2 separate regions of the Mus musculus genome follow, and region 1 is linked to region 2. Evidence: chromatin loops called from intact Hi-C (ENCODE). Cell type or tissue: gastrocnemius. All regions are shown on one strand. Each heading gives the region's core, and the rest is flanking DNA. Links, peaks and the distances in the headings are about the cores only. Region 1 overlaps Mob2 (MOB kinase activator 2). Region 2 holds the start of Gm32786 (a long non-coding RNA gene).

Region 1 (16,437 bases), core at 7,024-12,023, 82 kb after region 2:
AGAGCAAGGGCGGAGGGCACTTCCGAGGGAGGGACCGAGAGCTACATTGCCTGGACCCCACTTTCCCTCACCAGTTCTGCAATCTTCACATCATGATTGGAGAGTACTGCAGTCTCCCTTCAGAGCGAACTCTGCTCAGCCATTCCCCCAAAACTGGACTTCGGTGTAAAATGGTGCTTCAGGCCGTCAGCAAAGTGCTCAGGTAACAGCCTGCCCAAATTTAAACGCAGTGTGTCTGGGAGGTGGTTGGCTATGGCTCTGATTGCCTTCTCAGTAAAGCAGCCTGCTGTGCTGGAGTAGGTGTGCCACCTGTGGGGTTGGTGCTGGGGTAATTGGTGCAGCTTGGCCAGTCTAGCAACTTAGCTCATTGCATGCTACCCAGGAGCACAGCCACCTGCATTGGACCTTTGCTACATGAGCTCCTTGAGTGTCAGGAGTCCTACTCTGCTCCCTCTGGAAACTGCTGGACTGCTTGCCTTTATCACCAGCAAGTTTGTCTGAGCTTGTGTTTTTGGCCAGTGGCTGTCTCTCTTTGGCACAAACCTTGGCTACGCAAGGCTAGAATATCCTAGAGCTTGCCCTTGAGTGTCCAGAGAAGTGACATGTTATATCCCAGATGCTTGATGTATGTGATACTGCTTCTGGAGTGTTGCCAGGAAAGCTTTTCAGACTTTTCTGACCAGCAGTGTTATTCCTTTCCAAGTCTGGGGTGTGTGTGGAATGTAAGTGGATGAGTGAGGGGGGTTGTGATTGACTTGCTGGTGGGATGGCAGTTTCAAGTCAATTTGGGGCTATGCTCCCCAGCCAGGAGGGACGAGGCACTGCCTTTTGGACTCTAGTTAGTTTTCCCTTCCATGTAGGAGTCTTGTGTTTGTCTCTTAACAAAATGGGCCACTGTCATCCATCTTTTCTTTTCCCTTTCATGTCCTGTCCTCCTCCTTCCCTTTCATTCTTCCTGTTTTTTTGTTTTTTGTTTTTTCTTTTTAGACATGATCTCACTGTATAGCCTTGGCTATCCTGGACTCACTATGTAGACTAGGCTGGCTTTGTACTCACAAAGATCTGTCTACCTTTGTCTGCTAAGTGTTAGGGTTAAAGATGTATGCTACGGTGCCCAGCAGGACCATTATTATTTACCATGAAAGTAAATAGCATTTGCTTTTCTAGCGCCCCTTTTAACTGTGAACTCCCAAAGCATAGAGCTCTTGGTGAGGCTTTGACATGAATCCAGCCTCTGAGAGCCCCTTGCAAATGGCTGATGAGTTCTGGAACATCTTTCTGTGTACCTACCTATCCCTGGTTACCTCTTACCCTACCTGCTCCTCTGGGCCATTGCTACCTCATCATTATCTGAACATTCAGACAGGGAGCATCCATAGGAGATGCAAGCAGGAACCAAGAACTGCTGTCAATTTCAATATGAAGGTGTAAAGTTTTAGGAGCATGTCAGCAAGGTGGTGGCATCATCTGCCCTAATTTGGAATGTGATTGATGGCAGTAGTAGAGGGCCACACATATGTTAACGTTTATATTTCTGTATATGTGTGGTTAACAGATACCAACATCAGCTCCAGGGAGGCTAAGGAATGGCACTCACCTGCCAGTGACTCCTGGCTACCTGTACTGAGGGAGGTCCCATTGGGAGACACCTTAGCCTGGCCTTCCTGAGGATCACACTGAGTTCAGTGAGGATAAGTGGTACTGTCTAAGCATACCTCAGCTCAAATGTGTCTGACTCTTCACTGCCTTGTTCTCCAGGTGAGTGAGTCCTTTACTGGATCAGGGACATTAGTGAAAGTGTGCCTTATCCGGGGAGTACTAACCTTTCTGGATAGGGGCACAGATATTTTTGAGAGAGCTCTAGTGACCCTCTTCACTGCTTCTGACCAGCCCAGCCTGTGTAGTATGGTAGTGCTGAAGGATAATAGGACTGGAAGGGTCTTCCTACCTTGGCCCATGAAGCCAGGCATTGGGCAGTGGAGTTAGTGAGGACTTGGTTCAGGAGTTTGAACTAAACTTTCTGAGCACCACAGAGACCTAAGCCCTGATAATTGCTGCAGAAGAGATGGTAATTAGGAGTGACTAAACTCAGCAGTGAGAGTTTGGGGAGAGTCTGGGAGTATTTGGCTAGGCTATGAGGGCCATGCTAGCTTGTGCCCTGTTGTCAAAGGGGCTCCTACAGTGATGGGAAAAGAGGTCATTAAGCTTAGAGTTAGTGCTTTGAGTAGGCTGCAGCATGGATACTTGCCCTGACCAGGGACATAGGAGCCCCCAGTAGCACTCTCCTCTTAGCTTTTAGCTGTGTTCTACCTAAATAAATAGTGTTTCGCAGAACTGGCCTGAGAGGGCTTGTATCTTTAAGGTCCTCAGGCCCCTGCCTGCTTGCCATACTCCCTGGTTATTAATATTCATCCCTTGAGTGTTGTTATTCTCCAACCCCAGAATGTGTTAGCATCTCCTTCCTTAATGTTAGCCCCAGACCTCTAGAGGTTAACTTCTGGTCCCTCATTGCTAAATCCCCACTCTATCTGGCCCCTCACTGTTTACCTAGCTGGGGCTGTTCAGGTGGCAGGGTGGGATGCAAGCACATTCTCTGTCTCTCTAGAGACCTAAGATGTCCACACTCAGTGTTCCTTACTTCTTTGGAGTATATGTACTTTGTCTCAAGACTCTTGGATGCCTCCCCCACCACCCTCAGACCTTAGTGTTCTTAAGTCCTTTGTCTTCATGACTTGCCATGTATGTCTCCCCCAAGTCTGAGCATTTCTCTCCTAGAGTGCTTTGCTTTCTGAGCATCTGTGTTGGGTCAGAGGCTGAGGAAGTTAAATGGGGCTTTGTGGGGAGGGTGCAGGCTAAGCCTCACTGCAGGGCAAGAACAGATGGGAACATAGCATCTTATCATCCTGGTCCCAGAAAAATGCTGCTAGCATACTTCCCACCAACAATATCAAAGCCATTCTAGCCTCATGATTGACACCACATTGTCATAGAGATTCTTGTTATTAACTCTGCAAATTTCTTTTGCTCTTCATTGGTCAGACTTTCAATAAGGGTTGGCTAACACCTGGTGCTAGGGATGTCAAAGAGTTCAGTGTTATGGGATGTGGCCAGCTAGAATAGAAGATGTGACATTTCATAGTTGGGGTCTTAGAGGACTGGGGGGGGGTTGCCATATGGGCAGGGTGGGCAGAACACTGTGGCAGCAGAGACATTGAAGCAGGGAGAAGGAGTCTAGGGCCAGGTGGATGTGTGAGAGGCAAGAAGAAGGTGATTCTGGTAGAGCATGGATAACTCTCAAGTAGGTATTTTACTTAAGTAAAATGCTCATTAGGGGCTAGCCTCATCCTCGCTGTTGAGAGCTTTGCTTGGGGGGTGTTCTCCCAGGAGCTCATAGCAGTTTTGTTGGTATACTGACATGTGGCACCCACTCCCTGGCCCCTATAGTACATTCTCTGTGCTGCTCACTCAATGCTTTGTCTGCATAGTCCTCGCTCCACATGGGTCACAGTGGTGAGTGGTATAAGGGAAGCTGGGAGAGCCTGTGACCTCAGGCAAGTGTGCAGGTGTGGCAAGCCACTGATGGTCTTTTCACCTTGCCTCAGAGACTGGGAGATATTTGTTTGCCCAACCTACCATGTGAAAACAGAGACACTGGCAAAGGAGCTAAAACTGGTCCTCTACATGATTCTGTTGCCCTGGCCAAGAACCCCTCAGGCAAAGAAATTGAAGTGAGGCTTTTGATGTCCATCAAGAGGCCTTTCTACTAGCAACTACCATATTCTTCTCAAGCAGAATGTGGACCCTGTGTGACCTCTTGTTCCTCTTGCTGGAGTGAGGGCTCTGTGACTAGGACTGAGAAACTTAGGTTGGCAGGAGAGTGTCCCAGAATGCACTATGTTCCAGGGTCCAAGTTGGCCCCATGTAATGGGGGACAGCAGCTAAATGGGGATATGACTAAAACAGGAAAGGCTTGGGGCTTCATGTGCACATGCTGATGACTAGCATGGCATCCGCTTGCTGCCTTTTGACTTTACCCTGAGTGCCTATGGCCTTTTATAGAGGGAGGCAGGCCTTCTAGGGACTCCTTTCCCCACTAGGTTGGGGAGTAGCTTCTGCCCAGAGGAACTATCTCCTCCCTTGTAACTATGAGTGGGAGTAAGGGTAGGACGCTGTTCATAGGATACCCTCCCTGAGTGAGTCCTCAACTGTGGTCAGGAGCCATGTTGATGGCTGGTTCCTACCAGCCACCTTCCTAGTTGTCCTGTCTTTACTTCCTTTAGCTTGCAAGTAAACATCCCAAGCCACAGAACATGGAAATGGCTTGACAGCTTGGCCCTTACCAGCCCCCTTCTCTGTAGTCTTGGTTTCTAGGATAGGATACACAGAAGACAGAAGGTAGTTGATAGTCTCAAGGAAAACCTATCCTTTGAGGGCACTACAGGCCTGATCCAGCATTAGAGAGGTGGGTCTCTTCTTTCTGACTGAATGAATAGTAGGTGAACTTAGCACACATCACTAGTGGAAGACGAGGATTCAGAGAACAGGGAGTGGACAGGTAGAGGACAGGTAGTGGACAGGCAGAGGACAGGTAGTGGACAGGCAGAGGACAAGTAGTGGATGTGTCCCAAAGTCATTGGCAGAGCACCTCCTGGAGCTGATGCACAACTCCACGAGAGAGACTGAAGCCTACACGGCTGGGCTCATGCCAGGAGGCCTTAAAGTGCTCTTTCTGTGTGGTGCATCCACACCTGTTCTTCAGCCCCAACAGATTTCTGTGCTGTTTACCTTAGAGCCTGTGCTGTGCCAGGACCCTAAAGACTGGGTGGTACCCAACCCTGTCCTCTGCCTGGTTTTGGCTGTTTTGGCCCTGCCCTGGAAGCCAAGTACACATCGCCTTTTAAGGCTAAGCTCTGCCATGAGAAGCCGAAAGGAAAACATTTCCCTGGCATTCAGGGAACATTCTTCTATCCTCTTTCTCTTAAATAAACCATCAGCAACCTTTTAAAGCACAAGAAAGGAAAAAATAGGTCACAGTCAAAAAGACCTTTCACCCTACCCCCATGTGGCCTCTCAGGGGTGTGGAACACGGGGCTGAGAACCAAGCCAGCTGCTTCCTGATGGCATGCATGGTAGCTGGCCTAATTGCCTGTGTTTTCAGGACAAAAAGACAGGTATCTAGCTGGTACTCTGGCCTGAGGGCCTACATTTTGCTTCATCTGGACAGGCAGCGCTAACCTGGAAAGGGCATGGTGAGATTCTGAGTCAAAGGCTACCTCCTGCACTACCACTTCCATCCTCCTGACTGCAAGGATTCCAAGTCATTCCTTTAATATACTGTTCTTCCCTGCTGGGTGGTCTAGCTACTTCTCACCCCTGTGCAGCAGGGTGGGTACAAGGAGACTGCTTCTGGGAGAGGCCTCTGCTGGATCTGCTCCTCTCCTCACTCTCCTGGTCTGCTGTAGGCTTTGGATAGCTGTTGCTCTTTGCAATTGGTTGCCTTACTAGAGAAGGCCAAACTGTGTTTCTTTCCTTGGACTTCCAACTGTCCAGCACTTCCCACAGAATGCCATATTAGTTTCTGATCAAAAAACATCCTTTTCTGGTCACAAGGCTTCATGCCAGTATCAATTTACCTCTTATATTTTAAAAGTCAGAAAGTTCACTCCTGAAGAATTAATTTGATTATGTGAGGACAAGACTCAGGTTTGCTATGGGAACGTTTATTGTGCTTCTCAGACTTCTCACCCAGTGCTCTCATCCTGAAGCCTCACCGCGTCGGACCTGTGGGTGCCAGCAGTTCAGAGATTGGTAGAGCCTCCTTCGTTTCTAGCATTGTTTGCTCAGTGCCTAGAAGGGCCTGCTATCTAGTGTGCTGGTCTGACATGGACAGCCAGGAGCATCTGTAGACTACTTCACTTGACTACCTCAAGGAGCTCACCAGGGAGACTTCAGGTCAACAAGTCTTTCTAACCATTCATAGACTTAGCTACCTGACAGAGACTTCAGCAGAATTATCTGTTCTGGTAGGCTAGCACCCCATAGATAACTCAGGCCAAGTAATCCTTGGCAGTTGGGCACTGTAGGTCTCCTCTCATAAAGGTCACACCCATCTCAGTGCCTGCCTAGAAGCTTGTTCACCAAGTGCTAAAGGCTCAGTGCTGCCACCAGTGTTTGAGGAGTACCTCGACTGGAGGAATGAGCATGGGAGAGATTGGGGTGTGCTGCTCCATAAATTTAGGATTTCTGTTCAAGTGAAAGCAATACATTTTAAAGACATATTCGTTGTTTAAAATAGACATAAATAAGCTCACTTTCTGTTAACAGAGCAACATAGTTTTATTTAAAAAACTAGTTTCAAAGCAAGGTAGAAACTTAACAAAGAGTCCTGTGTAGTCTGGAATGTGAGGAGGCTGGGTTCTCTAATTGCCTCTGCCTTTATGTGGGGACTAGTAGAGGGAGTCTCAGTGCTGAGGCAGAGCCTTAACCCTAGGGGTTGTTTTTGTTTTCTCTTGCATTCACTCCACGAAGGGTAACAAGGTGGGGGTGTTATACCCTGGCCATACCCCAGTGAAAGTATGCTGCTTGGTGGTAGAGCACATTAGCAAGACATAAAGGAGGAGTTAGCTCTCACCTGGGGAGGATAGTTTGTTCTTGGGGTGCCCCCTGTGGGTTGGCAACCAGGTACTTCCCATGGTTGGTCCTTCCTCTAAAGCTTTGATGGTAGCTGTGCACATTTCTGAACTGGCCTGCCTGGAAGGAAGAGCCTTGGTGTGGCCTGTAGGACCTCTGTTCCGGAATGTCTTTCTGTAAGTGTTACATCTCTGAGGAGAAAGGTATCCTGGCAGTTGGGAGCCAAGGAATACCACAAAGTCACACTGCATAACAAACTTCACACAAGAGATTTATAAGACACAGGAGGGTGGGTGCATCTGCTCAGATGAGAAGCAGCAAAAAACTGAGCAGGAGATAGGCTTTATATAACCTGTGGGTTGCAACCACAGGGGTTGTAATACATATCAGATATTTACATTATAGTTCATATCAGTAGCAAAATTATAGTTATGAAGTAATAGTTAGGCAGTGACGTTATTTTATGGTTAGGGGGTTACCATAAGATGAGGAACTGTATTAAAGAGTTACAGCATTAGGAGGGCTGAGAACCACAGACACAGGTGTTTTTGGAGGTGGAACTCTCCAGGGTAGGGATCTCCAGGGTAGGAATTGGTGAGATTTCACAGCTTGAGCTTAAGGTGAGCTCAGGGATTGGTGGGTTTTTGGGCTCAGGGATTGGTAGAATTTTAAGCCCCGAGCTTGGCCACCTGTGTCTCTAGGGCCTGGGTCAGGCCATTATGGCCATTAGAGTGTTCTGTGAGCAGAGCCTGTCAGTTGGAGATTCTCAGGGATGGGGGCTGGCCACTTGAGCCCCTTTAGGAGTCTACAGTCTCTCTTTTTTGTTTACTATTGCTAAACAGCCAGGGGTCAAGAAAGGAGCAATGTAATCATTAGACTACTTCCTGTTGAATGGGGGCATTGAAGTCTTTAGGGCAAGTTTGATCTTCAGTGTCAGAGTATAAATCAGGAGTTTCAGGTCTCTGTCTTCCTAGCTAGGAACCAGTAATCCTGTAACAGCAACTGATTAAAAGTCAGGTTAGAAATCTTTTGGATTTGTTGTTAAAGAGATCTAGACAAGAAGTTTATAAGGCAGGGTGTGACAATAGTCTTAAGACAAAAAGGTAGGGTAAGAAGGGTAGTGTTTGATTCTGTAATGGACTATCAACGATCCACTGGCCTGAGGCATGGAGTGTTTCTTGTTTCTTATGTTTTAGAGACCTTTCTGGAGTTGTTGGATCTTACTTTTTACTATACCCAACTAGTTGACATAAAAGCAGTATTCCTCCTTAGGGAAAGACAAAGACCACCTCTCTCTGCTGTTAGTAAAGGTGATTCTCACTGGCATTACTATGGCCGGCGTTTCTATTTGGTACTGGAGGGTGGGGATGATCTGAGATACCCGTTGGAGATCCTGGATGAACTTAGAGGAAAACTGATGGCAAATAGCTAGAGAAGTAGTCAGTCCCACACTTAGTGGTTATGCCCAGGACTGTCAGAAAGAGTAGGACCTGAATCCTTCCTGTGAACTGGCAAGGGTTCTGTACTGTGTACCATCCCTAGTTTTGAAAAAAGGAACACCAGAGCACAAGTCCCAGACCAGCCAGTGGATAGGCAGCAGTAAACCTGAGTGCTGCAGAGAATTGAGGCATTGTGAATGTTTATGCATATCAGCTGCGTGGTAGTATGGGGGGTTAAGATATTTTTGTAGTCTGAAGAATCCAGTGTGCCCACAAAGCACGTTCCTGAGGAGTTAAAGGAGTTTGTGATACTGGAGGGGTGGGGGAGGGGTGGGGGAGATAAGAGTGGTAGTGGTACTCAGTTTAGAGCAATTAATGAGCAGCCAGGTGAGAGAGTTTTAAATAAGCCAAATGGGTGAGGCTACAAATGGTGGTCGTAAGTTTGACACACGAAGGACACACAACCAACATTCTTCAAAGCAGCCAGGCAGAACATTATTCAATAGCTGATGTGTGGAGGTAAGGTCTAAAACAAGATGATGTGAGAGAGAGGTGGGATTAAAAAAAGGGGTAATATTAGCATGTTAGGACCTTTGAGGAGCCCTGGACCACTTCTTCTACCATGTCTAAGGGTTGAGAGAGTGGGGATATGTACCCTCTGTATTTTGACTGTCCCTGACGGCCAGCTGTGATAATTGCTAGAGTAAAGTTTACCAGTGACCCCCCCCCCCCCGCCATCTGGGGTGCCATGGTCCTTAATTAGGATATAAAGATCCCCCCATTCTGCATAAAAAACAGAACACCTTCCTGGAATATGCGTCACGTCTCTTACAAAGCTAATAATAAGTCTCTGGCCAACATGGACAGTAATCTCTAGTTTGATCATAGAGAAAGAAAACACAGGGGACAGGTGTTTTCGAAATCTATTTAGGTGTTAAAGGGATAAATATCTCTGTTTGGCAACCTGCTGGTAAGCAGTTCCCAGACCCACCACACCGCTGAGTATAGGTTCCTGAGCCTTTGAAATAGCAATAGCATAGATGGGAAAAGAAATCTGAAACTTTTTTTTATTACTTTAACTTACTTTCTTAGACCTTCAGAACTTTAAGTTTTCACATCCTCAGAGCTTTATGTACTTTTTAGGCCCTCAGAACTCAAGCATTTTGAAAGAGGTTTATGCTTTAGGCATCAGGTGCTGCCCCCTGCTGTCACACATGTGTTGCAGCACAGGTCCACAGTGTCATCCACCAGGATATTTCTATAGGGTCATGACCGTTTGGATTGACCTATGGTAGCATAGCCACCCAATTGCCCAGAGAAGTCTGGCCTTTGGTGGCATCTTTCCTTGCCTGCATCTGACTTAATTAACCCAATGTGCAAGAATCCTTCCTCAGAACCCTGTGGTTTGGGCCCAGGTGGGACATATGATGGCCATGCCCTCCTTTCTTTCTTGGCAGGAAGTCTAAAGCTAAGCCAAACGGCAAGAAACCTGCTGCAGAGGAGAAGAAGGTGTACCTGGAGCCGGAGCACACCAAATCCAGGATCACTGACTTTGAATTCAAGGAGCTGGTAGTGCTGCCCCGGGAGATCGACCTCAACGAGTGGCTGGCCAGCAACAGTGCGTGCGGGTGGGGAGATGGGTGCAGCAGCTGCAGGGCAGGGAGCCTTCCCCATCTCCAAGCACCCCCAGAGCAGTAGTCAATGGACAGGCTGAACTCAGGTGAACCCACTCCCTGTCACACCAGGTGGAGCAGGGGAGAGTACTCACAGGCCCTTTGCTTCTCTTCCAGCAACAACATTTTTTCACCACATCAACCTGCAGTATAGCACAATCTCAGAATTTTGCACAGGAGAGACGTGTCAGACAATGGCTGTGTGCAACACGTGAGTAGCAGCCTGGCCATAGCACTTTCTGGGAGTGTGGGATGGGCTGTGGTTGACCTTGCTGTCTGGGCTACTAGCTTCTCAAACTACATTCTTACCTAGCTAGATTTCCTAAACAATCTCAGGCTAGACAAAGTCTTTCTGTATCTGAGAGGCCAGGTGCTCAGCATGAGTGTTTCTGCTGGGTGCTGTCAGAGGCCATGCTTAAATGGTCCTGAGCCTGGAGAGTGAGTGCTCAGTGTCCTAAGGAGCTGCAGGGCCAAATGAGCAGGTTCATTCTACTAGAGGAGGTTCTTATTGACAACTTCTGAACAGGTCTAGTGCTGACAGCTCCCTTCTGATGTATATGTGTGTACATTCATTGCTGTAGTATGCAGATACCTTCAGGGGCACCAAGGACCCTCACTGCCATTGAGTGGCACATGTTTCCCAGCAGCTCTGAGTCGATGGTAGGAGTGACTATGCTGGTGCTGGCAGAAGGCTGGATGTGGCCAAGAAGGCAGAAGAGTGTCTATGATGGCTCCTTGTCATCAAGATGCTATGGGCACATGGAAGTGTGTGTGTGTGTGTGTGTGTGGGTAGGTGTAGTATAGTGTACACTCAAGCAGTCCTTCATGTAGATGCAGCTCTCCCCAAACAAAAAGAGTCCACTTTAAGTCCTGATATAGCAGGTGACAGGAGTCTTTCTGCCTCAGCTAGCTACGCCTGCTCATATAGCTGTAGTGGCCACAGCTCAGTTTCTGGTGATGTAGGGGGAACAGAGTGCTGGCTCTGTTCCTCCAGGAGGGTCAGGTATCACCTAAGCATTTCCAGAGAAAGTGGGCAGGCTTTTGGTGACAAAGGTGTGGCCCCTGAAGGAACCATGACAGATTTTGAGTTGGCATTTGAGAGTGTCTGCCCAGTCTAGACAATGTCAAACAGCATGGTACTCTCCCTGGCTTCTCCCATGTGCCTTTTAGTCCTGATTTTGTTTGGGAGACGCTTTCTCAAGAGCATACATAGGAGCTAGTGTTGTACAGACCTGCATATGGTTTGTGTTGGAGAGCCTGGGCATCCAAGCCTTTCGCTTACTTTGTGGTATCACTTAATTTCTACTATAACCCCCTGGGAGGAATCATGTTAGACCAAGGGAAACTCAAAGTTAGTTTAAAAGAAAAAGGGAGTTAGTCAGAAATCCACAGAACTCCTTGCTGTGCACCAGCCCTGGTGGTTTGCCTAGGTTAGGGAGGGTTTATACTAGGCTAGGTCTCTTTTCCATCCTTGCAGCATCTGCAGGATAACCTCAAAAGGCTAGCATTTGGGATCCAGGGGGCCAAGGCATATTTAGAAACATGTCCAAAGAGGTCCCTCAGAGACATCCCTTTACATTGGCAGCTGAGTGAACCCTTAAGGACTAATCTGTGAAATAGCACCGATGCCAAGCACAATAAGGCCCCACGGCATCCAGGGCAGACCTGTGGGCCTTGGGGAAGCACCCCCGTGTCTCAGGTGCTACAGGGATAAATCATTACTCCACATTCCACATCCAGCAGCCATTACCTTCAGGAGCACAATTGAATGGACCACTGCAAGCTGTCTGACCTACTGCAGGAGAGTTCCAACCAGTTTTTTGGCTGTGTGACACAGCAACATGAGAAACACAGACTCTTCCTTGGAACTCTCAGAAGTAGCTTGAGAGTGAATGGACTGTGGTCTGACACATTCTCAGAGTTCAGAGAAGGGACATGTGAACATTAGTGGTAACAGGGGAGTGGTGCCTACTTCTGTTGCTGACTGACCCCAGCTGATGGCCAAACTCAGAGCAAAATCTTGAGTGTGAAGAGCCAAATATGTACTTTGAAATTCTTTAAGCAATTTCAAAATTGACACAAAGACATACAGTCAGAACCATATGGGTAAATTGAAATCGAATAGTTAAAAAAAGTGGAGAGCATATAGTCCCAAATACAGCAAGACCACAGAAGTATAAAGATTTAAAAACAGAACAAGCAGAAAACCAACAATGACAATGTAAATCCAGCAGTGACAACCACAATGTGAACAAGAAAGTTTCCAAGAGATTTTCATGAAAATATTCTTGTAGAACTAAATCTGAGCTTCCCTATGAGAAACACACTCACTGTTGTCTGTCAGGACTGCTGTAATGCTCACGATGGAGGCTCCTGAATAGATAGCCTGGTATATCTCATGGACTGCAAGCTCAGATCCAGGTTTGGAGTCTGAGGAGAGCTTTTTGGTTTATTTCAGCAGCTCCTTTTGAAAGGCATGAATACTGGTCATGAGAGCACTGCCATTGTGGCTTGGTCACCTCCAGAAGCCCACTTACTAATACCATGACCTTGTAAGGGTTCATTTTAGGGGTTTGAGGGACTTAGATACACCAAAGTGTTCATTTTGATTGATTGGTTGGTTGACTGATTGATTTATGCTTTGCTACCAAGCCATATGGCCTGCCCTGTATAAAGTTTTATAAGAGACAGAATTCGGCCATGTAGTCCAAGCTTACCTAGAGCTGGCACTCTCCTGTCTTCATCTGACAAGTAGCTGAGATCACAGGTATACTCCACCCACCTGCTCCTGGCTCATAGTGGCACTTTAAATAAAGTGGGAAGGTTAACGGTAGAAGATGACAAACGTAGAAAACACTACCAAATGAAAGCTGAAGTATCTGTGTTCATAGTAATAGAGACTCAAAATCAGCCAGGTTGCAGAAGGAAGCTGTAAATTGGGAAGAGCTGGTCATCAGGCAGTGGTGTTCCTCAGTGCTTGTATGCTAGATGGCAGAGCTGCACAAAGCAAACCACCAGCTGCAGGGGGAAGGGGAAAGAGGCTGAGGTGCCAGTTAAGGACTTTCCATTCCGGTAGCAAAGTGAACCTTATTTTCAACTTCATAAGGAGTACTCACCAAACAAGATGCTGTCCCAGCTCCCAGAAGAGCCCTTGACAACCTTTAAAGTCATATTAAGTTATCTGATCATTGTGGAGTTATACTGGGAATCAGTGTCAGAGAAATAACAGACAAATTTCCAAACACTTTGGAACTAGCACATTCCTGAATAATCTATAGGTCAGTGAAAAACAGTCTCGAGGGCAATTGGAAGCTTGTTGAACTAATATAAGTAGAAACGCAAAGTTTCAAATACAGCCAAGTGTGGTAGTTGGTAGTTCACATTTGGGAAGTTGAGGCAGGAGAATTGCTGTGAGTTTGAGGCCAGTCCTAGCTACAGAGAAAACCTGTCTAAGAAAATGGGAAAAGAAAGAAAGAGAGAGATGGGGGAAGGGAGGAAGGGAGGGAAGAGGAGAGGAGAGAAGAGAAGAGAATTTGTGGGCTGTAGCTACAGCAAGGTGGTGAGAGCAGTTTACAGCACCAAGTGCACATTTTAAAAAGAGACCTCAGACAGAGCAAGAGTAGAACCACCCTAAGTAGACATAAGAAAGGAAATCATGAAACAAGAGTAGAAGTCACTCACGTTGAGTTTTAGAAATTGTAAGGGAAATACGTGCTTGCTTGGAAAGAACAATAAAGTTGATAAGCTTTAGCAAAACACAAAGATGAGACAGAAGGTAGGAATTATGAACATAAGAAAGTGCAACAGTTCCCTATGGCTCTAACAGATGTTACAAAGGTAGTTAGGAAACTCCAGGATCCTCTCCAGCTGTCACACAGCGAGCATGAAATCAACCGTTGTTTGGTGAAGAAGGCTTGAAGGCTCATCCAGTTCAGTAAGACAGGGAGAAGAGGGGAGTCCGTGTCAGAGATGAAAAGCCAGCAGCGAGCACAGCTGTGAGAACAGTCAGGTGTGTGCTAGCTGTGTGACTGAAAGTCCTACTAATAAATCAGGACCATTTACAGTAGCTCCAGAGGCAAGAAAATACTTAGTTATAGACTGCATTCACACAGCTTTGTTTCTTAGACACCTAGGATGGAGAGTCAAAGACAGTGCACAAACACAGGCCACACTGTGTTCATGGATTGAAAAACAACAGCTTAACATACAAATCTACACTGAGTGAATCTGTGGTTTGTTATGTTCTCAGTTAAAAAACTCCATCAGAGCTATTAGCTACTAACCTATTGTGTTTTGGAATTTACATGCAATGGGCAGCAGGAGTAGCCACAACAACAGTACATCTGGAGGAGGCCCACAGTTTGAAGATAAATTGTTAAACACAATGACAAGAAGTGTGGTGTTGACCAAGTGTGAGACAGAGGTTAGTGGGTCAGAGCAGAATCTAGAAGGAAACCCAGAAGTCCTTTGATTTTTGATGAAGTGGCCAATGAAACTGAGCGTAGAAAAGGACAGTTTTGTTTTCCAACAACTGCTTCTGTGAATGTAATATTACACAGAGGAAAGGAAAAGTACTATGACTTTAAGTCTCGCCCTGATACAGAAATGGGAAAATACAACAGCTTTAGAGGACAGGAGATCTTTGTGATCTAGTATTAGGCTGGTGGACATTACACAAAAGGAGTGGCCCACTCATGAGCAGAACTCAGCCAACTGGACTTTATGATTCAGAACTTCTCTAAGAAAGATAACTGAGATGAAAGATCAAACACAAACTACGTGGAGACATCTCAGAGGCACCTGTGGCACAAGAGCTACTATCCAGGACATACAGGGAACTCAGGGCAGCAGCATGCAAGCAGTGGCTTGACCAACAAGAATAGGGAAGGACCAGTTGCTGCAGTGACAGATAACACTGGAGTTTTAAAGAAAACGAAGCCCACACTGGCACTGTAGAGCACTAGGTACTGGGGAGCATGCCCTGCTGGTGAGATACAAGTGGCACAGCATACGAGAGAACTTTGACATGTTCTTATGAAATGATGCACAGACCTGCTGTGACCATAAGCCTGTCCTTGGCTTTGCTTTAGAGACATGAAAACTTGTATTAATATAGACGCCCCCCCCCCCCATGGGGACAAGTGTAACAGTATGGTCCATAATTGTCTCCAATTGGAAAGAATCACAGGCCCTCAGCAGGAGCTTGGGGAACATGCTGTGCCCTGAGTCTAGAATTCCTACGTGGTGTGACATCTCCACAGCATGTCCAGATACCAGAGGTTTGTGAGAGGCCCCTGATTAATCCAAGATCTCCCAAGGCTGAGAGAGCAGCAGGCAGTCCACCAGGGCAGCACTAGCTCTTCTTGACAGAGCACAGAGTGACTATGATACTGTACGTGGTAAGACCCAGGAGCTCTGTACATCTAGTATTTGCCCATCCCTGATGCAGGTCTTCTCGGAACTGGCAACCTCATGAATAGTCTAAAGAGTTTTGGGGGGGGCGCTCTAGAGGTCAAGTCACTTGACTGCAGGCATCTACTATTCCCCATGGGGACAGAATGGCTTCTAATTCTGGGAATTGGGTACTGCCAAGGTTCTAGACTCTTCCCAGTTGCAGGCCACCTCCTAGACAGATAACCTGTACCCAATTAATTATAAAAGGTATGGATTTATTTAAAAGAAATAAAATATGCAGAAGTATGCAATGAATGTGTCACATTGGGCTACCTGTACAAGAGGCCCTTGCTCTCCTTAGATACTGTTCTGAGCACTTTGTCCCATTGGAACAATTGTACATAGCTCACCACACCCAGTTGCCACTGCCTTTGAGTTTTTGCTGTATATGTGGGAGCCTACACTGGGGTGGGTATTTGGCAGGGTTGACACCCTGACCAAAGTCTCTGTCCCTACAGACAATACTACTGGTATGATGAGCGGGGGAAGAAGGTCAAGTGCACTGCCCCCCAGTATGTTGACTTTGTCATGAGCTCTGTGCAGAAGCTGGTAACTGATGAAGATGTGTTCCCCACAAAATACGGTATGTCTTTTGCAGCTTGTACCTAAATCCTTATGCAAAACCAGCAAGTTCTTCAGCATTGGGATAGAGAGTCTCTGGGTTATGGTTGCAAGTGGGGTCTAGAAGGGCTACAGTTCCATGATTCTAGCTCCTGCTCAGCACAGGGGACCTGGGATAAGGAGGGAGGAAGGTTCCCATGGAGAGTTCAGCCTAGCTGGGGACAAATGCCTCCCTTTGCAAAGGAGGCTCACTCACCATTTGGCCTCCTTTGGCCCTGCTATCAGCTCTGCACAATGAGGCCATCACAGTCCATCTTCCTGGGGTTGGTATTTCCAGACCTGTCAAGGTCCTGATGGGGGTGAAAAACTCATCCTGAACAGTCAAGGGGCCAGCACTGGCTTACAGGAATTCCCATGTACTTGTTACTGCCCCCTACCTGGTCTGCAGATACCCTGGGTGTCTGCTGGAGGAAGCATATGGAGCCTGAGTGCCCACCACATATTCTTTGCTATGCAGGTGGCTACCATGGCTCAGCCAGCACCTGTTTCTCTAGGCAGATGCCACCCTGGGGGACAGGTTTCTGGGAACTCTGTGGAGGGGTGGTAGCAATTGTGAGCTCTTGAGGCCCATCCAGAGAAGCCTAGTTGTAGGAGCCTGGCCTCCTTGCAGGTCTGTGACA
Region 2 (16,437 bases), core at 5,561-10,560:
CAAGAGACTCCCAGAATGCTGCAGGCTGTTGCTATTGCCTTTGATTGCCTCCATAGGTGGAAAATAAGTCCCTGTGGCTGAAGACACCTTGCACTTTGGACATTGGGTCCTGAAGCTTCTTAGCTGGAACTGACCTGAGATCCTCCTCCCTCGGGACTAGTTTTTATGGTCGATACCAGGAGGCAACTTCCAAAGGAGAGAAACAACCGATAATTCTCCCCAGCTATGACACCTATGAACGACAATGACCAACATGGCAGGATACCCCTACGGGTGTGGTAATGTCATGCATTACTTGGGAGCAACTAACAGCTAAGTGAACTTAAAGACCCACTTCACAAAAGATAAATCATGCCACGTACTGGAAACCCAGTCAACTTACCCAGGGCTAGTGAAGACATGGATCTTGAAGAGAACCTATAACCACTAATTTACTAAACTAACATAATGCCTAACTACAATCTAAATATCTGTCCTTATACAGACAGAAAAGCACAGTCCTCATCCCTCATCAAGAGAACTTCTCTTTGCAACGGACGGTGATCATTACTAAAAAACCACAACCAATCAAAACGCAGAGTTGTGGAGTCCAGTCCCACCTGATACATCTACAACACAACTCTGTACCTAAGACTCCAGGATCATTGAGGGAAGGGGGCAGTAAAATTGTAAGGCCAGAGAAACAGAGTTTACTGTGAGACTGTGTCTCCTAGAAATCTAAGAAGCCACACCCATGAAGCCTCAGCCACATGGTTACCCAAACATGACCCAAATAAGGATGACATGACCCAATAGGCAACCTAACACAGACAGTGAAAAGCTCACAAGGCCTGAACCCTGGACAAAGATAAAGAATACAGGCAACTTTGGAACACTGAGAGTGGGACAAATGCTCTTCCTTGAGGAAGAGCCCAAAACTTGGTTATCCAATAACAAATGCTCGACCCTGAAAAAATAATGCAAGTAACATTATACAGAATGAGCAGGTTGTATTTATGTATACATATACATAGGCATATAAATATACATATATGTGTATGTGTGCCATGAATTTGAAAGAGAATAAGGGGAATGCATAGGAGGGTTTGGATAGAGGAAAAGGAAGGGAGAAGGATATAATTATATTGTGTCCCAGTCAGGGTTACTATGGCAGTGATGAATCACCATGACCAAAGCAGCCTGGAAAGGAAAGGGTTGATTTGGCTTATGCTTCGTCATCATTGTTCATCCTTGAAGGAAGCCAAGACAGGAACTCAAAACAGGGCAGGAACCTGGAGGCAAAGCCTGATGCAGAGGCTATGGAGGACTGCTGCTTACCGGCTTTCTCCACAGCATGCCCAGCCTGCTTTCTTATAGAACCCAGAGCTATCAACCCAGGGCTAGCTCCACCCACAATGGACTAAGCCCCGCCCTCTTAGTTATTAGTTAAGAAAACACTCTACAGGCTCGCCTACAGCTTAATAGTATGGAGGCATTTTCTCAAGTAAGGCTTCTTCCCATTAGATGACTCTAGCTCAGGTCAAGTTGATTTGAAACTAGCCAGCACAATTGACCTCATATCAACCTGACACACAAACACATCGCTGTTAAATCATAATATTTTCTTTCTTGCTCATCCCAAGATTACATACTAATATCAATATAATATACACATTCCAAATATTCCAAGTCGCACGCACTTTAAAAATTCAAACATATACATTTAGTATCTTTAAAATTCAAAGTCTTTACAAAATTTCAAAGGAATAGTAGAGAGGGGACTATTGCAGTTTGTTTTATGTTGATGTGGTAAAACACTGGCAAAAGCCAACTTGGTATAGGGCAGAGGTTTTTTGGTTGGTTGATTTGTTTGTTTGTTTGTGTGTTTGTTTGTTTTTCAATGAGCTAAATTAATGGTGAAAAGCAAGGCAAAGATTTATTCAATGTAGCTTACAGCTTACAGTCCATAATGAAAGGGAGGCCAAGGCAGGAGGTCAGAGCAGGGATCTTGAGGTAGAAACGAAGCAGAGGCTAGGGAAGGATGCTGCTTGCTAGCTTTTCATGGCTCACTCAGCTACTGTCTTCTGTAGCCTAAGATCACCTTCCAGGGCTGGACCACGCACAGGGGGCTGAGCATCAATCATTAATCTAGACAATACCTGACAGACATTGCCACAGACCAATCTGATAGAGGCAGATCTCCAACTGAGATTCCTCTTCAAGGGACTCTAGTCTATGTGCAGTTGGCAAGACTGACCAGCATAGGAACTATGGGAAAGTAGGAGAACAGACGAGGGTAGTGAACAACACATCCCAAGAAAGCAGGAGAGGAAGAGGAGACCAGTTAGAAGGGATGCGGGAGACTGGGGAAGATACTGTGGACTAAGAACAAGGTATAGTGATACATGTGTGTGAAAAATGTCACAGTGAACTTCAGCATTCTTTATGTCACATGTAACCTCACACCTCACTCTAGGATTCCAAAGATGCATTTGGTGGTCACTGGATTTCTTATTTGTCTTTCTAATGTGGCCACATTGGATAAATTGCTTTGTCCTTTTGTTTACTATTAATCTGGCACTCTCTCCCCTATCTATCTATCTATCTATCTATCTATCTATCTATCTATCTATCTATCTATCTAATCTATCTATCTATCTATCTATCTATCATATATCTATCTGAGCACCTAACTAATTTGACTCTTTTTTTTTTTTAAGTACACTGTAGCTGCCTTCAGACTCATCAGAAGAGGGTGTCAGATCTCACTACGGGTGATTGTGAGCCACCATGTGATTGCTGAGATTTGAACTCAGGACCTTTGGAAGAGCAGTCAGTGATCTTACCCACTGAGCCATCTCTCCAGCCCCTAATTTAACTCTTTTAATTAGCTTATTAAGGATGAGTGAGCAAGCCTGGCTCGTTGGAGATGCTAGATCACAGGCACTGTTTTTAGTAATTCTAGGAACAAAGCCATCCAAGTGTCCACTGACATAAGAAGGAAGAATACATGTGCTACAACATGGATGGACCTTGAGGACACTACGCTGTGGGAAACAAGCTGGATTAAAAAAAAAAAACCCAAATGCTTTGCCGCTATACTCATAGGAGGTCCCTATAGCCAACAGCCCCATAGAGACAGAAAGCTGGGTAGGGAAGCCAAGGGCTGGGGAAGGGAGAGGAGTCAGCATTTAGTGAGGATGGCAGAGCTTCAGTTTGGAAGCATGACAAAGGTCTGGAGGTGGATGGTGGGAATGCACAAGGATGTACTTTGTGCTGCTGAGCTATGTGTGTGCACTTGGACATGCTTAAGATAGAGACTTTTAGAATTACAAAATGGTTCTGCAGGTAAAGCCTCACCCTTGACCCAGTCCTACCTGGGCATGTGACTCAGCAATACAGTGCTCAAGTAGTGTTTGTGAGGTCTATCCTGAGTACTACCAGAATAAAATAAGAGTACTGATAATAAAGTTGGAGGTATGATTGGGACAGTAGGATAGTTCAGTGGGTAAGGACACCTGCGGCTGAGAAGTCTGATGTCCTGAGTTACATCCCTAAGACCACGTTGTGTAAGGAGAAAACCAGCACTCGAGGGTTGTTCTCTCACCTCCACCAGCACACAACGGCAAGGGAGCACAAACACACATATGTGCACATATACACTTTTATATTACACATATTTTAACCACAAATTTTAAACGCCAGCAGTCAACTTTACTATATAATAATGTTTAAAAAATAAAGAGAAGTATGCAAAACTGGAAATAAAATATTGAACATGTGTACATATATGGACTTGCTAAAACATAGATCTTGGCTTGCAGGGCCCGGGCAATATAAAAGAGGTAGCCAGGGAACAGGAGATTGTCCATGCAAGCTAAGCATCTGTCAGTGGCCACGTGAACAGAATCATGCAGCATTGTGTATCCTTGGTTTGTATCATAGTGCTGTAGAGATTCATTCATGATGCTTTTCTAAAGGGAACCCTACACAGAGGAATAAGCCAGATTCATATCAATAGCAACTCACAGACCAGGAGAAAAAAGCAAAAGCAAGGGGCCTAAGCACAGTGACAACATGCCTTATCTGTGAACATTCCTGACTAGGGATGTGGCTTAGAGGTACAGTGTGTACTCAGCATGCGTGAGACCACAGGTTCTATCCTCAGTGTTGAGGGGAAAAAAAAGGAAAATTAGCCAAGAAATGGAGGTATGATTGGACTGGCTTCATAGCTCAACAAGAAAAAGCAGCAGAGGGCAAGCTTGACTTCCAGAGTTCAATACCCAGGACCCATATAGTGGAAGGAGAGAATGGGCTCCTACTTTCCCTCCAACCTCCACACATGTACCAAGACAAATGCTGTCCACTCACATTCACACAATAAATAAAATTGTAATTTAAAGAACTTTTTAAGATTTATTTTTATTTTATGTGTATGAGCATTGTACCTGTATGTGTATTGTATGTGTGCCTGGGGTTTACAGAGGTAAGAAGGCACTGGGTCTCTTAGGAACCTGAGTACTGGATGGTTATAAGCTGCCGTGTGGGTGCTAGGAACTGAATCCAGGTCCTCTGGAGGAGTGGCCAGTGCTCCAAAGTGCTCCAAAGTGACTGGACATCGCTCCAGTCACCAATTTTAAGGAAGTTTAACTCCAAAGCACACACACATACACACAAAAAAACTACCTGTACTTAGGGACCTACAGATGTTCTGAAACAACACACACCATACAGGAGGACGATCACAAACCTGGTATTCGCGTTTCTTTTCTGTTGGTGTGACAAATACTACAAAAACCTGACCAAACACGTCTTTGGGAGAGAAAGGGTTTATTTGGATTGCAATTCCTGGTCACAGTTCATCACTGAGAAGAACTAAGGCAGGAACCTGAGGCAAGAGTTTGAACATAGGTCTGCTTGCTATTCTACACAGCATTACCTCCGACCCAGGAACTCACTTTACAATCAAAGAATCATGGCAAGCACCATGGAGGAATGGCTTGCTGGCTAGCAGACAGGCTGGTTCATGCTTCCTAGCTTTTCTATACGGTTCAGAACCACGGGCTTAGGTATGGTTTCACTACACAGTAGGGCAGGCCTTCCTACAGCAATAAACAATCAAAATAACCCCTCCCACTCAGGCCCATAGACCAATCCGGTCTAGGCAGTTCTTCTTCAGTTCTTCTCAATTGACTCTAGACTGTATCAAGTTGACAGGTAAAGCTAACCAGGATACCTAGGTAGCAACTGCCACTGGGCACAGTAGCCTGGGGAGGTGGGAAGTGGTGGGAATGGGATGTCTCCTGTTGCTTTTCTAATCTGAGACAATGAGGACAAAACAGGACAGTGTTGAATTTACTTCATGTGGCAGCTAGATACTTGTTATATTGTGTCCCCTGCCGCCCCCAACCCCTGCCCAGGTTTCATTGTAAGTCTGTGCCATAATTTAAAAATAAAATAGTCTGAAATGTGTACTAAGGACACATGGAAGAACACCACCCATTATTAAATAAATAATCTAATCTATTAAAAAATAAATAAAAGGGGCCTGGAGGGGTAGCTCACTGGGTAAATCGCTTGCTGTGCAAACCTGAGGACCTGACTTTGAATCCTCAACATCTGCATAAACATAAGGTAGGCTTGTAGTCCCAGCACTCAGGATACAGAGACAAGAGATCCCTGGAATAAGCCAGGTCGTTAGACTAACCAAGAAGGTGAGCTTTGTGTTCAAATGAGAGATCCTGGCCTAATATAAGGTGGCAAACAATTAAAGAAGATACCTCTAGATAATAACCTCTAGCTTCTACATCCATTTATGCACACCCACACATACATGCGCCTGCAGCTATACACATTCAAACATGTACGCACATGTATTAAGAAAAAAACAATTTTTAAAATAGATGACCCAGAATTGTAATCCAAATAAACCTTCACTTACCCAAAAGTTGTTTTTGAGTATTTGTCACATCAGCAGGAATGAAAACACCAGGTCCGTGGGTGGCTTCCCACACTGTGTTTGTAGTTTCACCACACCTGTAAGTCCCTGTGTGTAGTACCTATGATGTCAGAAACCTGTAATTCCAGCACCCAGAAGGCAGAGGCAGTGAGATTACCATGAACTCCAATCATCCTGGACTATAGAGTGAGTTCAAGGTCAGTGGGTTACAGAGCAACATCTTGTCTCAGGAAAGGGCTAGGGGTGGGATAAACACCGGTTGGAATAGCACTGCAAGCCTCCTGGAAATACAGCAACACACGGACGTAATTGTGGGAGAGCTACAATGAAGAAGCATTTCCCCGGCTTGGAGAAGCATAACGGCAGAGTCCATACCCATTTCCACATCTGTGTCTGAGTACTGACAGCATTCACCCATGAACAAGTGAAGGGCTGGGCTTAAGGGGAGTCTGTTTACTTAAATGCAAACATTTTTAGTTGCCAACCCATCATCTTCCATAGTGGCCACACCAGTCTACATCCCTGACAATAGAGAAGAGGCTTCACTGTCCCCCACATTCTCATCAGCATCTGTTGCTTTTGTTCTCTTGAGTCTGACTGGGGCGAGATGGAATTCCAAACTGGATTTAATTAACATTTCCCTGATGTATGCATGTTTTCCAAACAAATAAAAATAGGACTACCATATAGCCCAACTACTAGTAGCCCCCAGGGCCATAGACCAAGGCTAGGTCCATATTCCACAGAAATACTTGCACACCCACATTTGCTGCTACACCAGCCAGGAAATGGAATGACTCTAGATATCCATCCACAGATGAATGGCTAGAGAAAATACACACAAAATCGGATGCAACTACAACATTAAATGAAATACATCAAGGCTCAGAAAGACAAACACTACGTGTTTTCTCTTGTAAAAAGAATGCAGACATTTTTGGTGGTGGTGGTGGGAAGGGGTACAGGACATGAATCTAGAAGAAGTAAAGGCTGGGGAGATGGCGCAGGTGTTAAGAGTGCTACTTGGCCAAGCCTGAGAACCAGCTTTGGGTCAAAGCACCAATGTAACAAAGTCTCAGAGATGCTTGTAACCCTGGCGCTCACAGGAGTAAAGACAAAGATCTCTGGAGCTTGCTGGCTTTTAGCATAGCTAGAAAAGTAGAAGTTCTAAGTTCAGGAAAAGACTCTGTCTCAAAGGCAAAAGTGATAGAAGAAGATATATTCTATGTGTGCACAAATGCACATAAAGTGCATGCCCATGTGAAAGCACACACACATCTGCATACACACAAACTAAAAAGAGAACAATGAGAAGGGACCCTAAGGGATGTGGGAGAGGAGAAAGAGAGGAAAATGGAATCTGTGTGAGGGAAGCAGGGGGAGCTACTAGGGGGACAGAAAAGCTGCCAGAAAGAGAGAGGCATGGGGATGGTGGAGGGCAGTTGTGGTGTGTGTGTGTGTGTGTATGTGTGTGTGTGTGTGTGTGTGTGTGAAGTATCATAATGAAACCCATAACTTCGCATGCTAAGTTTATATTTTAAAGGGGTAGATAGTAACAGGAAGACTAGAGAGAGGTTAAGAACAGCAGTTAAGAACACTTACTGCTCCTGCAGAGGACCCAGGTTCAGTTCCCAACACCTACATGTCACTCACAACAGTCTGCAAACCCAGTTCCAGGGCATGTGACTTCATCTTCTGGCTTCTGAGGGCATTGTGTGAGTATGGTGCTCACCCACACATGCAGGCAAATGTTTATAGACATTAAACATAAATAAGTAACAGCCACTTCATCTGTTAAGAAAAAATAACAAAGAACATCTCCTTTTTAAAGAGCTAAAAAAAAAAAAAAAACAGTTTGAACGGTGGTACATGGGGCTGAGGAAGATAAATTCTAGCAGGGACCAATGTTCCATTCTGTAGGAAGACACAGAGTTCTGCAAATGGATGGTGGTGGCAATATATAGCAAAATGAATATTCTCAAGGCTTCTGGGTTGTACTCTTCAGTGTTGAAAATGCACATGCGTATTTGACTTTAAAATATAATTTAAAAATAAAGATTGAGGATATGGCTCTGTGACAAAGTAATTGCCTAGCATCCAAAAGGCACTGGGTTGGATCCCTGGCACTGCCACACTTGTGGTAATAAAGGTAAATATATATTTTTTTTAAATCAGGAAAGGGACATCTGCTGTGCCTTAGAAGTCAGGCTGGGCAGTCCAAGGGCACAGGTGGTTCTAATGCCTCACAAACTGAAGCAGAGCTGAACAATCATTTTTCTTTGCCAGGCCGTGGGTCAGTCTCTGGGGTGACCTCCTAGCTGCACCTCAGGCGGCCAGCCTGCACAGTGTACTGTTGTGAGCAGCAGAGGGCGCACGTGGACAGAGCAGACAGACCCAAGCTCGCTGCACCTGCTAGACTTTGAGTGAACATCCAGGCTCCGCACTCTGCAGCAGCCAGTACTGCCTTAGTCTGGGCGAGCCGCTAGCACTTGCAGGGTTCTGTCAACACAAAAGAATCTAAAAGGTGTCCTCAGGCCTGGGGCCAGTGTGGTGCAGAAAGTCTGCCAGAGGTTGGATCTTGTCCTCTGTTGGCACAGATAGATGCAGCTGACTGGATTCGGCTCTGAAGAAACCACACCCTGAGACTGCTTTGCTAGCTCCAAACCTTTCTCATCAACTTTCCAGACTGCCTCATTCCTTGGGGTGTGAGGGAACAAGATGAAGAAGATGGGGATGACCCAGCACCCACTGAGAAGGCACAGGTCTACAGAGCAGGTACTGCTGGAATGGGCCATAACTAGTGTCATCTATATGGTAGAGCCTAGCATGTCTACCCACAAATTGTATGTGTATAACCATAAGTATGTCCTAACCCAAAATTATAAGCTTACTTGAAATACTTTAAGGTTTTTTTTCTTGCAACTGGATTATATCGTATACAATATTGTGTGTTCCAGTTTCAAAAGTGTGGGGACAGGCTACTGGGTAAGCCCATTTACCTGGGGGTTCCAGAAGGTGCTTGAACCTGGCAAGAATCTGCCCCCAGCACAACTGAGATCTAATTGGGCACTCCTAGAGTATCAGACCATACCCTGCCACACTCTTCCTCACCTGGATACCCTCTTAGGGGTATCTACTGGGCTCCTCTTGAGACTGGAAGAGTGAAAAGCAATGCTTGCTCTCTCTCTCTCTCTCTCTCTCTCTCTCACACACACACACACACACACACACACACACACACACTAGCACCCAACAACTCCTTTGTCAGCCTCCACACCTTCCGCCCCAAGCTCTTTCAGGGCTGCTGCTGCCTCCTCCTGAATCCTACATGACCCGATTGCCTGAATCTGCCCAGGTCTCGGCTTGCGTTACTCCCCCTCCCCAGACCCCCAAACTCCCCATTTCCTGGACTCAGAGTGGGCAGGAAGCCAGCACATCAACCACCCCAACACTGACCTGAGTAAGCATCCAGTAGAGCTGGCCATCTTCAGCCTCGAGGGCTACCTTCAGCAGGAGGTATCAACAGCATTTAGGGCTCAGCCTGAGTCAAGGAGACAAAGATCTGAACCCAGAGCCAACCCCAAACATCCCTGGGGCTCCCCATGCTTCCTTCCTGGCAGCACTCCCAAGTTGTTTGTTTGTTTTGTGCTATTTCTGAGCCAGAGACACCTCTTCCCTCCAACCTGTATTAATCCCAGGCTAGACTCCCAGACTCCCCTTGGGCTACATAGAGAGGTTTCTGCAAGCCGGTTCTAAACACTCATAATGAACCAAGCCAAGCTGGATACAGTAGGGTAAAGGAGAAGGTCCCTGCAGAGCCTTGCCCAGCACCTAGTGTGGTCTGCAGTATTCTTCACACAATCTATACTAGCAAAGGAGTGCTCCTTCCTTTGTGCCTGCTTCACTCTCTGTGACCCTTCCTTCAACCAGCCATCTCCTAAACTCTGCCCTTCATCGAGTGAGAGGCTGGACTTCCAGGGAAAGTTCAGGACACTCCACCCCCCTCCCACCCCCCACGAGACTCATATTATCTGGTCACCTCACTGTCCACCTAGTCAGGGCCACGTTTTTGAAGTATCTGAGAAGGTCTGGCATCATGGTGGGTGCTAGTAATCTCATCACTCAGAAGGCTGAGACCAGCCTGGCATACAATAAAGAATTTTCTGCCAACCTGTTCCCGAGGAGGAGGGAAAACTAAGGGAAACGTGGCTTATGTTTGCAGGTGGACCACTTTGGCACAAGACTCCCCTTCCTCTGAGACCTGCCTGACCCCTGTGTATTTCTGCCCTAGTTGTAATTACCCATGTTTTTTGAGTGCTCACGTGGTTGTGTTCACACAGTGGGATGGAGCCGACAGTCCCCAGCGGGCAGGGGAGATGTCCGGGTGGGAGTAGAGGTCGTTTCCAAGCGGCTTTTCATTGGAAGCTGTCAAGAACTGGATGTCATAGGTAGGGGGGCAGCGCCGCCCTGGGGAGCACACCGGTGGGTCTGGAGCCCCGCCCCCTGATTTCCCGGGATGAGTGACCTGAGGCAAACCACATCGCCTAGGAGCTTCTTCTGCAAAGTGTAGAGCTGGACTTCCACCTCCAGGGGTCGTGGAGAGGACAAACGCGGATGCTGCAGGTAAGGCCCTTTGCGGCCGCAGCTCTCCATGACCCTTTTCCCTGGGCCGCACTGGGGCAGGGGAGGCGCACTCTGGGAGGGCGTCCTCTCGCGAACAAAGGCTAAGGGAAGGAGAGAAATCCGTGACAGGTTCAGTCCAGGCGGGCCGAGAGAGGGAGACCCTTGCATACTAGGACAGTAGACGCTGGTTAGAGTGCCGCGAGGCAGAGGGTTCTTGGGGATACCAGGAGCCCTGAGCTGGGAAGGCTTCCTGGAGGTGGGGAGCTGCGGCGTGCGTGGCCCCTTTAAGAACCGATGCCCGAGAAGCTTGGGGCGCGGGGGACGGAGGGCGGTGGCAGAGAGACCCACGGCCGCCGCCAGGGCTCCGCACCCAGCGCCCGCTCCGCTGACGTCACCTGCCCCCGAGCGGCTCACTCTGATTGGCTGCAGGTGACGTCAGGGGCTTTTTCGCTCGGCATGACCTCATCCCCACCGGCAGCCCCGCCCTCCGCCCCGGGCCTGTCACTCGCGGCTCCCGCGGTGGCCGAGCCGGCTCCGCGGACCCCCGCCCCACCCGGACGCCGGACGCCGGACGCTGAGCCGGGCCGGAGCTGCCGGCCGCGCCCGCCAAGTCGCGGGCTGGGATGCGCGCCGTGAGCGCGCGTGCCCGACCGCAGTACGCGCGCTCCGTCCCGAGCGAGCGCTCCCCGCGGTGGCGGCGACGACGGCGGCGGCGGCGGCGACGCGCCCCGCGCGCCTCTCCGGCCCTTGCCCCGGCTACGCGGGCCCCCGACGGGCCCATGGGTGGCGGAACGGAGCGGGCGCCCTGAGCGCGGCACCGGCGTTGGGGGCAACCCCAGGGCAAGCGAGAGCCAGGTGAGCCAGGCGCTGACAGCGGTCGAGTCCTAAGCCGGGTGTGGGCCCAGGACGTGCGGAGGTTTTTGCGGTTGTGTGCCCTGAAGGAAGAAGCTCTTTGGAGCACCGAGAATAAATGGCTCTGCCCCGCGAGCGGCGCGCGCTGCAGATCCGCGCCTGCAGTGCGCTGTCTTTCTCGGCATATTCCTTCTTATCTGGAGGGATATATATAAGAGACCTAGGGATTCGCGGGGGAGGGCTGAGATCCAGCACAGATCGGTGAGAGTCCCTGCGAAGCGCCCCCGCTGGCAGCCAGATTTGGAGAAGGTCGTCCGCGGCTGCAGCGGGCAGGGGGATGCGAAACCTCCGACGCCAGAGGGTCGGCTCCGGCCTGCGGTAGGCTCCTTATCTGGAGAGGAAGCTATAGGACCCCCCCCCACTCTTCGACTCGCATGGCTGTCCCGTCACCCCCACTTCATGGTGCTCCACTCGCCTCTGCGGATAAAGAACATCCTTACCCGACGCAGAGGCTGTAGGCGCGATGCTGGGGGAGGGGCCGGCACGGCTGCCTCCTGCAGCCTGTCTCCCTGGCCTCTCTGCCTACCTTGGGAGGGAGCGGCCAGTCAGATGCTGCTGGTACCCTTGTGCCAAACCTTGCAGGTGGAGGAGCAAGAACAGGCTCAGCTTCCACTAGATCAGACCTCTTGGAATAAATTGGCCTCTGACTCCTTGTTGACAGGGTGTGCTGCGCCTGCAGCAGATAGATTGGGGGCCTTGATGGTGCAGTGATGGGGGTGGGGGACCAGTGTGGCATCTGCAATGCTCTGTTGTGCAGTATGGGGTGGGGGTGGAGGTGCTTCGGGTCAGGGGCACGGCTTCTTTCACAGTATGAATGAATTCAGAATGGAAATCCAGTGACCTGTAGACCCAGCCTCACATTTACTTGCCCCTAGGGTAGCTGGGTGGGTGAGGGTAGCTTACAGTGCCAGGCTCTGCCCTGGGAGATCAGAGTCCCCGTGCATTCACTATTTGGTTAGCAGGCACCTGATACAGATGAGCAGATCATGTGACCAGGAGCTGTAGGTTCATCTTTATGTCTGACTTGCTGCAGTCAGCTTAGGGACCTCAGGAGAGTTGCTGGGCAGGTTCTCGTTCCCTCCTGCTCTGTGCCCTTGGGGATACTTGAGGATACCTCTGGGGACTTAGCACTGAACACAGACGCAAAAAGATGCTTCAAGTCAATGTGTATAGGACTCCTGCCAACATCTTTCTTCTTGGGCTGATACTGAGGTTTCAACTCAGAAGTTTCAACTGGACAGTATTTCGGTGGGGTGCATCTGTGGGTTTGGAGAGAGTTCAATATGCAGCTCACAGAGGAAGCAGGGAGAGGCTGAACCCACAGCAAGAGAGATAGTTATGCTGTGCTCCTAAGAAATGTGTGAGCCAAAGACCCTGACTGGACCTCTCAGGACCACAGCTCCCTCTGACCTCCACTGTCTCTTTTTTTGGCCTGGCTATTTGCCTGACTGAGACAATGTTTCTGTTCCCTCTCCTGGGGCAAGGGTGCAGGGTAGACTGGCCAGAGAAGCCAAGGACTCAACTGCCATGCAGGAACATTTGAGCCCCTCCCTTTAGGAGATGGTCTCTGCCAGGCTTCAGAAGTGCCCAGTGTGACAATGAGCTGGCATCTCAGCATCTTGGGCCCCTAATTTCTGGCTCTTTCCTGAGAGCCTGCCTGGCTGTGAGCAGGGATACCCAGGTCAGGTTGTTGTGAGAAGGGACCCAGTCTTACAGGGGTTAATGGGCCTGGCAGCCATTTCTAGAAGTAGGGAGTTTCTTGTCACTAGGCACTGAGCAGGAGTAGATTAGTGAGGATGCCATTGAGGACTCGGGCTTTTATTGGTCACATAAGGACTTGGGGACCAGAACATGTTGTGTGGGAACCCCAGTGTGAAAGGCAATGGACTGGCACTTGGTATGTGGGCACCGGGGGCTTTGGTGTGCAGAAGGATTTGTTTGCAACTGTGTATTTCAGTCATGCACTCCAGGAGGCTGTAATGTCTTCTGTATGTGCAGAGGGACACATGTGTAATTGCACTCAGGGACAAGATGGATTGTCAATAAGGCATGCATCTGCGAATGTACAAAGGGGAGTGTTCCTGTGCCCAGGGAACAGTGCCACAAGGCCTGAGCTGTGGACCTAGCCTTCAGCAAAGGGGGTTGCCTGGGACCTCCCTGAGGGGTGTGGCCTAGGAAAGGCTCCTCTTAACTTTGAATTTAGGATTGCTTGTCTCCTGGCTCAAAATCCTTTGATGAAGGCCTACAGCCTCTGCATAAGGGGTCTTGACCACTTCCCCAACCCACTTCAAGGCTCCTGTAGAACAGGCTGATAGCTGTTCTCCCTGGGAAGAACTGGGAATGTATGTTGCTTTGCTAAGATATTACATGGTCTGTCTGTGCCCTGCTGACCTTCTCAAAACTGGCCCTACATATCTATTTCAAGCCCCAATGAATTCTATCCAGCACTAGGACTAATGCCCAGCATGGAGGAAGCCAGGGGTGGGGGTATAAGGAGATGCTGTTAGGATGTGCCACTGAAGAACAGCATAGTGCAGAATTTCCTATGTGAGGGGGCTCATCCAGATCTTTGCAGTGCTGTATACAGATGGTCTCAGAGGAATGGGGAGCCAGTGAGCTGCAGTGTGGGGCTGGATCCTGGGAATTAGGGCCAAGTAAGGCAGGGTTGGAGTAAGGGGCTTCATTGTTGTCTTTGAGTTAAAGACCAGAGCTATTGGGCACCTGCCACAGAGGAGTGGGAACATAGAGGAGGGAGACCTGCCTAATCTGCAGAGCAGCCTGCTTCATGGCTGTTGCAGTAGGAGCAGCCGTTGCCTGGCACCTCTGCTGTTGCCATGGCAACATCGGAGGTGCTAACTTGCTAATGAGTCCCCCTCCGATGCAAATAGCAATACTGTAACGGTTAATAGGGCCCAGCTTCAGTTCTTAGGGTTCCCTGGGAGGTAGAGGAAGGGACAGGTATCAGGCCTGAGTGTAGCTGATACCCCCATTCCACCTGCCACCACCAACCTGCTCTCCTCTGTTCTTCCCTCTGGGTCTCCCTTCCCTGCCATCCTCAGCTGCAGCCCCTTGTGGGGTTGTGATGAGAGACTTCAGATGGGGCAACCCTAGCAAAACTTCCCTCAGGGTAGTTCAATGGCTGCTGCAGAGAGGGTGGGGCTGTACCTTCTAGCTCCCTATACTAGTAGATCTCTGCTTCCCTTTATGCAGTTAACCCATGTCACCTGGGAAGAGGAGGACACTGCTGGCTGACAGGGCCAAGGGACTCAGAAAAGGCCCTTCTGCACCCCAGCATCCTGAGCCATGACCCTCTCAGAGTCCTGGGCGTTTAGTTCCATTGTCCAGCTCTGCTAGTAGGAAAACCCACTCCTTCCTCTGGCCTAATCAGTAGCCTGTTGTTCCCTCATGCAAGATTCCAGTTGGAAGTCAGGGAAATGTCCCTGAACATCTAAGATAAGCATTAGTCTATTGCTATTGAGATTCCTCAGTGTGACTGACCCAGGCCCAATTCCCCAGTGAATGGCTTGCAGAGAGGCCTGAGACACACGTAGATGTCAGGGATTAGCACCCCAAAGACCCCACCGACTATGCACAGGCAAGGTTTGGAAGTTGTGCCCTTGTACCAGCATGGTAGCCCCATGTAGGTGCCCACATGACTGCAGTAGAGGAGTGGGAATGGCCCAGAACTGGAAGGGGCTCAAGTGAGTGCCTAGAGGGCTAAGTTCCTTCCTACCCCAGCACATTTGTAAGGCTAGATGAGGAGAATATTGTACCTGCCCTGCTGTTTTACTTTCCACTGCCCCAAGCCTCATTGTCCTGACACTGCATGCGTCCTGGGGGCTCCAAGGGAGACAGCACCTGATAGGTGAGAGTCATCAAGCCTGAAGAACAGGGCTTTCCCTGATGCTAGCCATTTTCAGTCCTTCCACATATTCTTCAGCACAAGAGCTTCTGGGGCCATGCAGAAGGTCCAGCAGCTCCAAGCATCCTAGGTACCACAGCCTTCATCCTTAGGCTGACAAACCCCATCCCTTTGTACAATGGGTGGAGTGCACCAACCTCAGCTGGAAGCATCCACCAGGAACAGTAAAACAAGAGCTCCCTAGTACCTGGCCTTCGGGAGCCCATGAGCAGGGGTGGGGCCTGTCCTGCTGGCCTAGCTCTTCTATCCACGAGCATCAAGATTATGAGCTTAGAGAACCTTTTCTGGAGATGGCTTCTGGGAATTGGCCATCCAGCACTGTGCTAAGAAAGGGGGGGAGGTCTGAGAGCCCCTACCTGGGAAAAGAACAGAGTCAAGCTTTATACCCTAGGGTATAAAATGCATAAATCAGCAGGACAGAGATTGAGGAAGGCACAGGTATAGCAGCACTCCAGAGCCCATAATAAGGACCCCATTTGCCTTCTGCCTTATACTAGGCAAAGCAGGGGGTAGTCAGGGTCTCTTCTCTGCACTCACCCCATTGGGTAAGGCATTGGCTCATCCATTCAGGAGGAAGGGCTCAAAGGACATGCCAGGTGCCAAACACAGGGCCTTCCTGGGAGCCAGCTATAGCTACCCAGATCCCACCATCTGCTGACTATTCACCTTTCCCCCAGGTCTGGCACCATGCACTAGGATACCCAGAACGCTGCAAGGCCACGCCCTCCTCACTTCAGGGGTCACTCTCCCCATTGCCCACCACCCCACCATGGCTGGGGATCGGCTCCCGAGGAAGGTGATGGACGCAAAGAAACTGGCCAGCCTGCTGCGTGGCGGGCCTGGGGGACCCTTGGTCATCGACAGCCGGTCCTTCGTGGAGTATAACAGCTGCCACGTGCTGAGCTCTGTGAATATCTGCTGTTCAAAGCTGGTGAAGCGGCGCCTTCAGCAGGGAAAAGTGACAATTGCTGAGCTTATCCAGCCTGCTACACGGAGCCAGGTACCTGTGGCCCACCCTTGCATGCGTCTTCAGGGCTGACCA

The links. A loop is a pair of places that touch in the nucleus more often than their neighbours do. Peaks named below come from ENCODE experiments on the same cell type or tissue, not always from the same donor. Only the 100,000 strongest peaks of a DNase experiment are listed, where the experiment ranks them.
Region 1: it touches region 2 in a loop (7-fold over the local background); 14 of 42 quality-filtered maps call a loop at or near these places.

The regions. Positions count from the first base shown.
Region 1 is chr7:142,009,595-142,026,031 of GRCm38, reverse strand. Mob2 (MOB kinase activator 2) reads left to right here. Exons shown (of 5, transcript NM_028308.2): 2 at 9,527-9,687; 3 at 9,860-9,953; 4 at 15,655-15,779. Among named protein-coding and RNA genes, the nearest start is that of Mir3104, 26 kb to the right of the region's middle. In gastrocnemius, for the core only: no CTCF peak of the experiment used is centred there; a DNase peak (open chromatin) is centred at 9,284; H3K27ac peaks cover 1,445 bases.
Region 2 is chr7:142,089,902-142,106,338 of GRCm38, reverse strand. It overlaps Gm32786 (a long non-coding RNA gene), which reads right to left and starts at 12,173. Exons shown (of 7, transcript XR_870057.3): 1 at 12,000-12,173; 2 at 10,261-10,662; 3 at 9,395-9,479; 4 at 7,541-7,729. It overlaps Dusp8 (dual specificity phosphatase 8), which reads left to right and starts at 11,055. Exons shown (of 7, transcript NM_008748.3): 1 at 11,055-11,416; 2 at 16,073-16,395. The coding sequence starts at 16,165. In gastrocnemius, for the core only: CTCF peaks have their summits at 8,295 (motif pointing right) and 10,522; DNase peaks (open chromatin) are centred at 8,327, 9,395 and 10,555; H3K4me3 peaks cover 464 bases; H3K27ac peaks cover 473 bases.